Regions from separate parts of the Homo sapiens genome. Here region 1 is linked to region 2. The links are chromatin loops, found by intact Hi-C in ENCODE. Cell type or tissue: PC-3. All regions are shown on one strand. Each heading gives the region's core, and the rest is flanking DNA. Links, peaks and the distances in the headings are about the cores only. Region 1 overlaps KALRN (kalirin RhoGEF kinase). Region 2 overlaps KALRN (kalirin RhoGEF kinase).

Evidence for each region. Peaks named below come from ENCODE experiments on the same cell type or tissue, not always from the same donor. Only the 100,000 strongest peaks of a DNase experiment are listed, where the experiment ranks them.
Region 1: it touches region 2 in a loop (1.8-fold over the local background); 3 of 110 quality-filtered maps call a loop at or near these places.

Annotation. Positions count from the first base shown.
Region 1 is chr3:124,667,443-124,672,825 of GRCh38, reverse strand. It overlaps KALRN (kalirin RhoGEF kinase), which reads right to left. Exons shown (of 60, transcript NM_001388419.1): 48 at 928-1,166. Among named protein-coding and RNA genes, the nearest start is that of UMPS, 60 kb to the left of the region's middle. In PC-3, for the core only: no CTCF peak of the experiment used is centred there; a DNase peak (open chromatin) is centred at 3,135; H3K27ac peaks cover 557 bases.
Region 2 is chr3:124,597,501-124,602,883 of GRCh38, reverse strand. The region is part of intron 34 of KALRN (kalirin RhoGEF kinase); the gene reads right to left. Among named protein-coding and RNA genes, the nearest start is that of UMPS, 130 kb to the left of the region's middle. In PC-3, for the core only: no CTCF peak of the experiment used is centred there; DNase peaks (open chromatin) are centred at 1,413, 1,923 and 2,583; H3K4me3 peaks cover 616 bases; H3K27ac peaks cover 2,104 bases.

The DNA of each region.
Region 1 (5,383 bases), core at 95-5,094, 70 kb before region 2:
TGAGGTTAACTAACTCGGCTAAGGTTCTAAAGCAAGTGAGTTGCAGAACTGGGAATAGAAACCAGGTTTGCCTGATTCCTAATCTAGCACTTTTCCCATTTCTCTCCTGTTCTACCTACCTTGTAGGGGCAAAATAGCTGTGTAGACTAAGTCTATGGTTGAGTCTTTGACTCTCCTTATGGTGATGTTTGAATTGTGGATTATCGACGACAAACATTCAATCCAAGTCAGACTTCTCCCATTCACACACTGATGATCGACTTCCCTTCCACATCAGCCAATAGATGGTGAAGAACTGGGAACTTCTTTCAGTAGGTGCTCGAGGCAGATCATCATTAGAAAGGGTGAACTCTTTTTAAGGTGTCAAACACTACAGCTGTGACTTTTAGATGACGATGATCCACACTGAAACTACTCTATTTAGCAAAAATCATCCATTTTTATGATGATTTATGCCACAGGGAACTGGTATAACTCACTCAGTTTATAGGGAAAGGAAAACATAATTGAGACTAGACTGTACTTAGTGTGCTGTTCCTGCTAAAATAATCAGCAAGCATTAAAAGATGCTACTTCCTGGCCGGGTGCAGTGGCTCACACCTGTAATCCCAGCACTGTGGGAGGCTGAAGTGGCCATATCGCCTGAGGCCAGGAATTTGAGACCAGCCTGGCCAACATGGTGAAACCCCATCTGTACTAAAAATACAAAAATTAGCTGGGTATGGTAGGGCGCCTGTAGTCCCAGCTACTCGGGAGGCTGAGACAGGAGAATTCGCTTGAACCTGGGAGGCGGAGGTTGCAGTGAGCTGAGATGGTGCCATTGCACTCCAGCCTGGATGACAGACCGAGACTCCTTCTCTTCCTAAAGTAACCCCTGAGGCTATGCCATCGTAGTGACAAGGGTGGGAGTAATGAGTTGTCACTTACCTTGCTGGCTTCGAACTTGTCCCCAGGCTGGTGGTATTCAAACCCTGGACTGCCATTGGAGGTAGATATCTTCAGGGGAGGCAGAGGTGGGTTATAGCTGGAGCCCTTTGGGGGCTTCTCTGAGCCCGCAGGAACAGAGGAGTAGGGCCTGGGGCTGGCTTGGGGAAGCCTGGCAGGTTGAGACCTCATCACAGCTGTGCTCCTTTCTTTCCGTTGATACTCAATGGGCGATTGCAGTGCTGTGGGATAAGAGCAGGTGGTTACTCTAAGCTTTGGGAATCCCACAAGGATTTGGAGGCCTCTTAGGTCCAAGGCTTTGTGTTAGGCATCGTGTGGATAAGTGAGAAAAACACTACCCTTGTTTTTAAGGCAATGGGAGAACTAAGACATCTACCTAAATAATGAAAATACAAAAAACAAAACGGTGCCATATGTGAGGTGCCAAGGGTTGTGCAAAGAGAGAGAAGGCTCTGTAATATGTGTGTGGTGGTAATAACAAAGAGCTTCGGAAGAGAGCTGTGGCCAGACTCTGGCACTTAGGCTGCAGGAAGGAAGCAAGTGTGACGTGTTGGCGAGGGGAACAGGAAGTAGTCAAGGGTGTCTAGGAGGAAGAGGAAACCAGAAGGGTCTGTGAGGTGGGAAGTGCCATGGTATGAAAAGTCTAGAAAGTGAGTCCAATGAGTCTGGACTGAATTCTGAAGGTCATGAAAAGTAATTGGATGGAATGAACTTTAAAGCTTTAAATTGAGATTCTATCATCAGAGAGCGACATTTGAGGAACACTGACCTTGTAGTGGTTAGGAGGAGGGACTGGAGAGGATGAGACAGAAGGCTTCTTGTCTAATTCAGAAGCCACAGAATGGTAAAAGCGAGAGGTAGAAGGTCTAGGAGAGCGGGACCAGTGGGATGTGGAATGGATGTGGGCGTGGTGAGGTCGGGAGAGATGAGACTGTGACAGCCTAGGTGGGAAAAGCAATGCAAGAATCGAGGATGGCTCAGGTTTGGAGACTCGGAGGATGGCAGTCAGTGGAACTCAGAAGACAGGAGAATAAGCTGATGTGAAGGAGAAGACTGGAGCTTTGTTTTATTGAGTTTAAGGTAACAAGGTTGCAAGGTCTGAGAACTAAAGAGGGAGAGCCAGGCAAATGTCATACAGGTCCAATTCTTTAAGAATGACTTCAAAGGTTGGCCGATTATGTCATTTTTATCAGTTTGCACTGTAACAGCTATTTAAGTGGGTTAACAGCTGGGGCCCAGAGAACTTCTCAATTACAAGGATATTTCTACTGTGATAGGTACATACCTCAACAGGACTCAACATAGGGTCACACTTCCTTTCTACTTGAGGTCTCAGAAGGAAAGATTGGCTCTGAGATGCCTGCACACATCTCTGTAAGTAGAAGCCTGGCCCTGGTCCGTCATCACATCCTTGTCTCTTGTATGTGTCAAAGTAATAACAGGCCCACCAGAGCACTGCCTCTCTCACTGAGGAGTGTTTTGTGGCATTAAGTATTTAGGAGATGATAACCTAGTTCAGTAATACAGTCAGCCCACTGTATCTGTGAGCTCCACAACCATGGATTCAACCAACTGTGGATTGAAAATATATGGGAAGGGCCAGGTGCAGTGGTGCATGCCTGTAATCCCAGCACTTTGGGAGGCCAAGGCGGGTGGATCACTTGAGGCCAGGAGTTCAGGACCAGCCATGGCCAACATGGCAAAACCTTGTCTCTACTAAAAATACAAAAATTAGCATTTCTGTATTTTTGTATTGGTGGCATACACCTGTAATCCCAGCTTCTCAGGAGGCTGAAGCATGAGAATCGCTTGAACTCAGGAGGTGGAGATTTGCAGTGAACTGAGATTGCGCCACTGCACTCCAGCCTGGGCGACAGAGCGAGACTCTGTCTCAAAAAAAGAAAAAAAAAAAAAAAAGAAAATATATGGGGGAAAAAAGGATGGTTGTGGTCTGTACTGAACATGTACAGAGTTTTTTTTCTTGTCATTCCATAAACAATATAGTATAACAATCATTTACATAGCATGTACATTATATCGGGTATTATAAACAATCTAGAGATGATTTAAAGTACAGGATGATGTACACAGGTCATATGCAAACACTATGCCATTTTATGTAAGGGACTTGAGCATCCACAGACTCTGGTATCCTCGGGAGGTCTTGGAACCAATTCCCTGTGGATACCAAGGGCTGACTGTATCTCCATGATTCATTAGGAGAAAGGTCTCTTGGAACGAAGTAAAGGTCTGAATCATTGACTATGCCTAAATAAATACAGTTCCAAGTTCTAAGTACATAGCAGAGTTATAAAGTAGGCCTTATCAAACTGATTTTATGAATCAATTCCCATCACATGGAATTGTGATATTACCTGGTTATTTACAATAATTGTGCTAAAACATTTGAAAATAGAATGCCTTCTTAAATAAGCTAAATGGACAGCCTGTATTCTTTCACCAGCCTCCATTTGCATAACTTAATTCTCAGAATCAAGAAAACTGTGCGTCCCTACAGGGTTTGTTTTTGACTGATCGATACAGTGTCTTATGTCTGATCCTGTTTCTTTCTTCACTTTGGTTGCTAGGGAGATCATAATTAAATAAATGAGTGCCCTAACACTAGCACCTATACTGCAGTTTTGTGGTTCACAACCTTAATTTGAAGTCCTATAGCTGTGGATTCAAGTCCTGTTTCTATCACTTACTGCTTCTGTGACCTTGGACAAGTTCTGAGTCTCCTTTTCCTCACTTGAAAAAAGTAGGACAATAGTACTTACCTCTCCATGTTGGCGTGAGGATTAAATGTGAAAAACCATGTAAAATGCTTAGCATAGTGCCTGGCACAGAGCAAGGATTCAATACACAGGAGCCATTATTGTTATGTCAATAACTTCTTGTTTCAACTTACTGTTGCACCTTATTTTTCTTTTGTCCCAAATTGATGAATTTTAAAATTCCTAATTTCAGCTTAGAATCTATCAGAAACTCCTAATAGAATGCAATTTAAACAGATATTTTTATATATGAACACATTTTTGCATAAAATTATTTTATCAACAAAAGTGTTCATTTGAAGTTGTATATTATATTCAGAAATCATAAGCCATATAAAACTTTCATTACCATCCCTCAGGGCTGGGCTGGTGTTTAATTTTAGACATTTTAGAGTGAAAAGAATCCTAGAGATCACTTAGTCTAGTTGTTTTTCACCAAATTTTTTTTACAGTTGAGGGCCAGGAGCCTGGCCCAAAAATACTTTCTGTAAGTGCAAAATTGCTTTGAAGTCTCATGTTCTATCTTAAAAAGTCGTGGCATCCTGTTACATGATCTCCTTCTATTTGTCTTTAAAACACTGTGCTAAATCCCTTATAATACAGGGAAACTGATATTGTAGGGAGGATGCCAGGTGTCCTGCTTCCAGGAAGACTGGCCCATCACAGAGCATGCCAGCATGGGCAAAGTAGATCTACCTGAACTCCCTTTTTCACAAAACCAGCCACAAGGCCCAGAGAAATGTCATGACTCCTCAAGGTCCTCAACTCGTATGGCACCTTTTATCTTTCCCTTCAGCATTCAGTTCCATTCTAGACATCCAGAAAATGCTGTATTTGGATCATTTGAAAGAGTCCAGATCCTAGTACTGGCATGAAAAGGTGACACACCCGAGGGTGGGCCTGTACGTGTGTACATGCATGTACCTGTGTGTGCGCTCCTGTGAGCACGTATGGCCATGTAGGACGGATCTCAGGACAGGCAGGAAGAGGTGGTATACCCAAAGGTGGTTGTGTGTGTGTGTGTGTGTGTGTGTGTGTGTGTGTGTGTGTGTGTGTGTGTCTCGATATACAGGCATATGTGTTTTCTGAGTCTTCAGGTTTACTTCATTACTAGTTACATTTTGCATTCAACTTCAAGCTCTATTTCTGCTTGGTTAGACTTCTGAGCTAACCAAGTCAGCAGAGATCAGCCACTAGCTTAAAATCGCATACCCCTTTCCCATGCCAAGCTCAGTGTGAAGAAAACCCCAGCAGGGGAAAAAATAAAGAAATATATACAAAGTGGCAACTCTACTTCACTCCAGTTCACACCACCCATGAGGGAGCTCCTGCAAGGGCCACAAAGAGCTACACCCTCTGTGTAACCACAAATTTTCTTCTAGGAAGTTTCAGGGTATTACAGAAATTTAAAGTTAGCAATCATCTCTCATTTAAAAGGGGTAAGGTTGGCTAGTAATGTGGCTTATGTAGGCTCTCACACTGTTGGGAGCAGAGGAGGGATTTGAACTGATTGGTCAAACTCTCATTTATCTCTAGTTAACACTACAGAAGCTGTGAAAAGTGGAAAAACACATATCATTTCTAGCCGGTCCTGGTTCCTTAGACACAGAGGATGTGCCTATCTCAGACTTTTGCCCAAATTAGTACCAGGTGGTAGTGAT
Region 2 (5,383 bases), core at 119-5,118:
AACACACAAACTAAGTACTCTTGGGAGAATCATTTAATCTCTCTAAGCCTCAGCTTTGTCATTTGTGAAACATATAGGCTGACTCCCAAAAGCTGAAGACCTAAGGATGCTACAGTCACACACCTGTTCATCGTTACCATGGATATTCCATTCCTATCCAGGTCTCTATGTCCTTCCTGGTGCCATTTTCTTTGCCTAACTTAGATGGAGTATATCCCTCCTGACCCTTTAAGACCCAGCCCTGTGTCACTTTTCCACAAGGCCTCCCCTGAACACATTCCCCTCACTCCTTTAGAAGAGCTGGTAGTTCTGTCCTCTGGGCACGTACAACAGGGAAGGCAGAGGGATTTCAGTTCTTAAACTCATCATAGTTTCTCATTAGACTACAGGTCCTAGGTTGACACTTGACATAGAGGACATCTGCTGGCACCCATCCATCTCCCCAGCATCCATTTCTCTTCATGGGAGCACCCCAGATTTCACAGCTTTGTGAGTTGAAACCCTGTCCTTGCTGAGTCTCCACTCCCAGGGTAGGTCCGACAATAAGAGAAATATTTCACTCAGTGGATCGTTAACTCAAGGATGGGCATATCACTTAACTCAGGGTAGACAGCACCAAGGAAAGTCAATTTGGGGGACTTCTGACTTCTTCCTTCCTACTGAACATGAAGGTCTATATGTGATTTTCACTATTGGAAAAAGCCTACTGCAAACTATAAATCTAACCAATAGTATATTTAGCCAAAATGTCATTTCTTTTTGCCTAAAACTGGTATGTATGGTTATTGAATACAAGAAGCTCTGATGGGTTGCTGCCAACAGAACAGAAATTTTTCTTTTCTTTTTTTTTTTTTTTTTGAGACAGAGTCTTGCTATGTTGTCCAGGCTGGAGTGCAGTGGTGTGATCTTGGCTCACTATAATCTCTGCCTCCCACACTCAAGCCATACTCCCCCCTCAGCCTACTGAGTAGCTGGGACTACAGGTGGGTGCCACCAAACCCAGCTATTTTTTTTTTCCTAGAGATGGGGTTTCGCCATGTTGCCTAGGCTGGTCTCAAACACCTGGGCTCAAGCAATCCACCCACCTTGGCCTCCCAAAGTGCTGGGATTATAGGCATGAGCCACCACACTGGCCAGAATAGAAATTTCTGAGCCGTAAAAGGCAGAATATTTACCACAGCATAGCAGATAATGGTAGAAACTAAAGGAATACATCCAAGATCATCAACTTTGAACATGAATACAGGATAATAGTACAAACTAATACATACATATAAAGGTCCTTAATAGTGACCTGGTTGAAGAATTACTTAAGAATCCAACACACTGGGAGGAGACCATCTCTTTTTAATAACAATTGTCATCGTGAATCAGCCATAGGATCTACCAGATCAGCAACTTGTTTTGAACACGGACACTCCCAGGGCTCAAAACCTGGGCAAAAGGCCAATAGTTTGAGACCTAGGTTACAAGTCTGTTTTCCTTAAAAGCTTTGAGAAATAGTCATTAATCTACTTCCATCCTACATAATGGCTCATTTAAAGCTATTACCCTATAAGTTAGAGAAATGTCTGATAATGGGAAGAATGTTGCTGTTCTCAAGCTAACACTTACTGAGTGCATTCCATATACCAGGTAGCCAGGAACTACCCTAAGTGATACACACATACTTTTTCACTTGAATCTTCACAACCACCCTCAGGGATAGATGCCTGTATTTCCCCAAGTGCGCAGATGAAGACATTGCCATAAAGTTAGGTCACCAGACTAATGCCATACATGTAGTAAGCTCTAACGTCAGGAGGGGGACTCAGTCTGACCCTCCTAACCCATGCTTGGCTCTTAGAGGTCTGAACTAAAGACAGAGAATTGCCCACAAAAAGCTCTAGCTTACTTAGAGAAAATGACGCATGAGCACAAGAGGGCCAACTGGCCCATGTTCCTTCTTAGTCATAGCCCTGTTTATGATTCTACCCTGGGCACTTTCAGAGAGTGCTAGAACCCCAGCTTCAGAAGCTTTGTAATCTGGTTTTCCTCTTTACTTCGAGCTGGGGCATTTTGGAAAAACACATGCACTCAAGGTAGCCTCTCCAAACCTGCCTCTAGGCTACTTCCAAAATATATGTTAGCAATCACAATCAAACAGAATAATAAAGATTGCTCTATTTGAATCACATCTGATGCCACTCTAAAAATGTCCTACATATATAGTCACATATATGATATCACATATATATATATATAAATTTCATGGTATAGGATGCTAATCACAAATATAAATACAAATTGGAGGTGTCACTAAATCATAATGAGTTAAACGTTACAAACTAAATCAGTTTCTATGCTTTGCAGTTTCACTTTCTAGTACCTGACTTGGCAAAGCCATTCCACAACCAGAATTATAGCCACTGCCCTGTCCTGTCTTTGAAATACGTACCCATTGATACAGAAAAACACAAATAAAGATGTGAGCCAGGCAACCAAACAAGAGTTGAAACCAATATAACATAATGTGCAGATTGTATCTCATAAACCAAGGATCTGTGACTTTGGAATAAGAGACAAGTGCCATAATGCTTGGCAAGAAGCCATGGTAATGACAAACCCAGGTGAGTTATGCCATTGGTATGTTACAATGAGAGGAAACAGAGGATGGTGAGTTTGGCTGACTTTCTCCAAGGGACCCAGCCATGCTACAATAAACTCCAACAGTCCCTTGGGATAACTGCACTTATCCTCACCCTGAACTCCTGCTCTTCTTTCCCCGCGGCTGGTCTACCTTTTGGGAAGCCTTGCCCACTTTCTCTTCTAACTCCTACACACACATCTCACTGAGAACAGTTCAGTTCTGATTTTGCTCTTGCAGCCCTGGCTTGCATATGCTGGTAGAAGGGTCATAGTTTAAATTTAGACTTGACCACCTCACTGGGAATTCACTGGGAAACAAGCTGTGTGTGGAACCCATAGACACTCTGGCAGAGTTGGCTGCTAACACTCTAAAATGGAAGCACTAGTTGGTGGTGAAGCTGTAAGTTAAATTGGGAAAGGGGTAGAATTTCTAAACCAAAGCCCAAAGAAATGGGAACTTCAAAATTAGAAAGGCTGGAAAAAACCTTAAAAGGTTATTGAGGTCTTCTGCTTTGAAGCAGAACCCAAGTAAACAAACAGGATTATCTCTGGTTTTTAAATCCCTTTGTGGAATGGGAATTGGAAAAGATCGTAAAGGCCACTGAGTACAACGTCCCAAATGTTACAGAAACAGGTCTACAGCATTGCCCAAAGAGGGTCATGCAGACTCAGCTGAACCCTGCCAGCACACCCTGAATAACAGTTATCGCAGCAGGAGGCAGCAGCTGTGGATGGCAATGCCTCAGAACAGAAATGAGAGACAGATGGGAAAGGCCAAGGTGGGTTGCAGGGAATGGGACTCTGGTTCTTTTAATCTGGATCCCAGTGCCAACATAATTATGACGAGACTCAGGTTGCAAATCAGGAAGTAAGAGCCCTGGCAGTGATCCTTTGTGACTTAGGTACAGGTTCCTCAGAGGTTCTTATAGACCAAAGAACGGCAGGAGAGCTCTTGAAGCAAGTCGGCTTCAAGCAAGGTCCTAAAAAATGTGAGCATGATAAGGCTATCCAGCTTTATGCCGCTTTTACTCTACTTCCCTACCTTACGTTCTCCCATAGTAGTTAGCAAAACCTTTCGGAAATACTTTTTAAACTTGGTAGAGAACACAAATAATACCCACTTGCGGGCCAGAAGAGGGGTAGTAACAAGACTCTTGGTAGCTATGTCAGTTCCTCAGGCAGGGTCCCGACTGCCCAATCTAACCCCCACCCCACCCCTGTCCCCAGATAGTCTCAGAGCATCTTGTTCTTTTCCTTGAGAGTACTTAGAAATGTGTGTGAGGCCAGGCGTGGTGGCTACACCTGTAATCCCAGCACTGTGGGAGGTTGAGGTGGGCAGATTGCTTGAGCCCAGCTGTTCCAGACCAGCCTGGCCAACATGGCAAGACCTTGTCTCTATTAAATATAAGAAATTAGCTAGGCGTAGTGGCGTGCTACTGTGGTCCCAGCTACTCTTGAGGCTTAGGTAGGAGGATGGCTTGGGCCTGGGATGCGGAGGTTGCAGTGAGCCGAGATTGAGCCACTGCACTCCAGCCTGGGTGACAGAGCAAATGTCACCTGTCTCAAAAACAATGACAAAAACAACATCAAACAAACAACAACAACACAAAAAAACAAACAAAACGTGTGTGAATGAGACAGAGGGGGTAATGAGGGGAAGAGAGAGAGAAGGACCTATATATGATGCCCCTCTACACTGCAAAATTATGACAGCAGTTCCTTGTCCTCTTTAGATTTCTGATTATTGAGGGGACCAGGAGTCAGGAGGCCTCCAGCAAGGCCCCAGAATACTCTGGCAGCCACTGGCCTCACTGGATCTCTGGGAAGACTTCACAGGACTGGATTAAATTAGAGCACACTGGCAATCAAGGTCTGGCTTCAGGTCAACCTTCACCTTGCACCTGGCTACGGGAAGCCCCTTGGGATGTCTCAAGAAAGTCTTCCGACCTTCTTTGGAGATTCCAGGCCATTGGAGTAGCCCTTGATTTCATCAAGACCAGCTGGACCTCTCTCTCCTAGGTTCTGGAAATCAAGCTGTGATTTCAGATGGACTTGGGCCTCCAGAGGAGCAGCTGATTTCCCCCAGAATCCCTCTGGACGTTTGTAAATACCAGAAACAAGTGGCCACTGTGGGACAGATTTCTGTGGAATCAAACTGGAGCAGGTGGCTAAAATACAGTTCCAGGAACCTGAGAGTGAGTTCCAATTCACTGGGGTCCTTGGCCCTCCAGATTCCTTCCAAAGAGCTGGGTCTTCCCTCAGACTAGATCCAGTACTCCACCCTCCCTGTTCCTCCAAACATAAGGGCAGGACCGTCCTACACTTCACTATCTTCTCTACAGAGATATATAAAATTTACTACAGATAGAATGGAATCATTTCACTAATTATTATAAAGTAGAAACAAACAGGTGAAATTAGTTTTATTGCATTACATTTAACCCAGTAGCTCCAAAAGTTTTTTTTTAATCTCATATTTCATTTCAAAACAATAGCTCCAAATATCATTTCAATATATAACCAATATAAAAATTGAGATGCTTTAAATATTTACATATACAGCATATCTCAATTTGGACTGGCCTCATTTCAGGTCCTCAGTAGCCACAAATGGCCAGTGGCTACTGGATTGGACAGTGCAGCTTTAGAAAGCAGCTCTAACCAAGTTTTCCTCTGTGGTCCCCTGAATATCCCTGCTGCTTTGCTCCCACTATGTCCTTGGCCCTTTAAAAACCCCTTCCTGCTCTTTAGCACG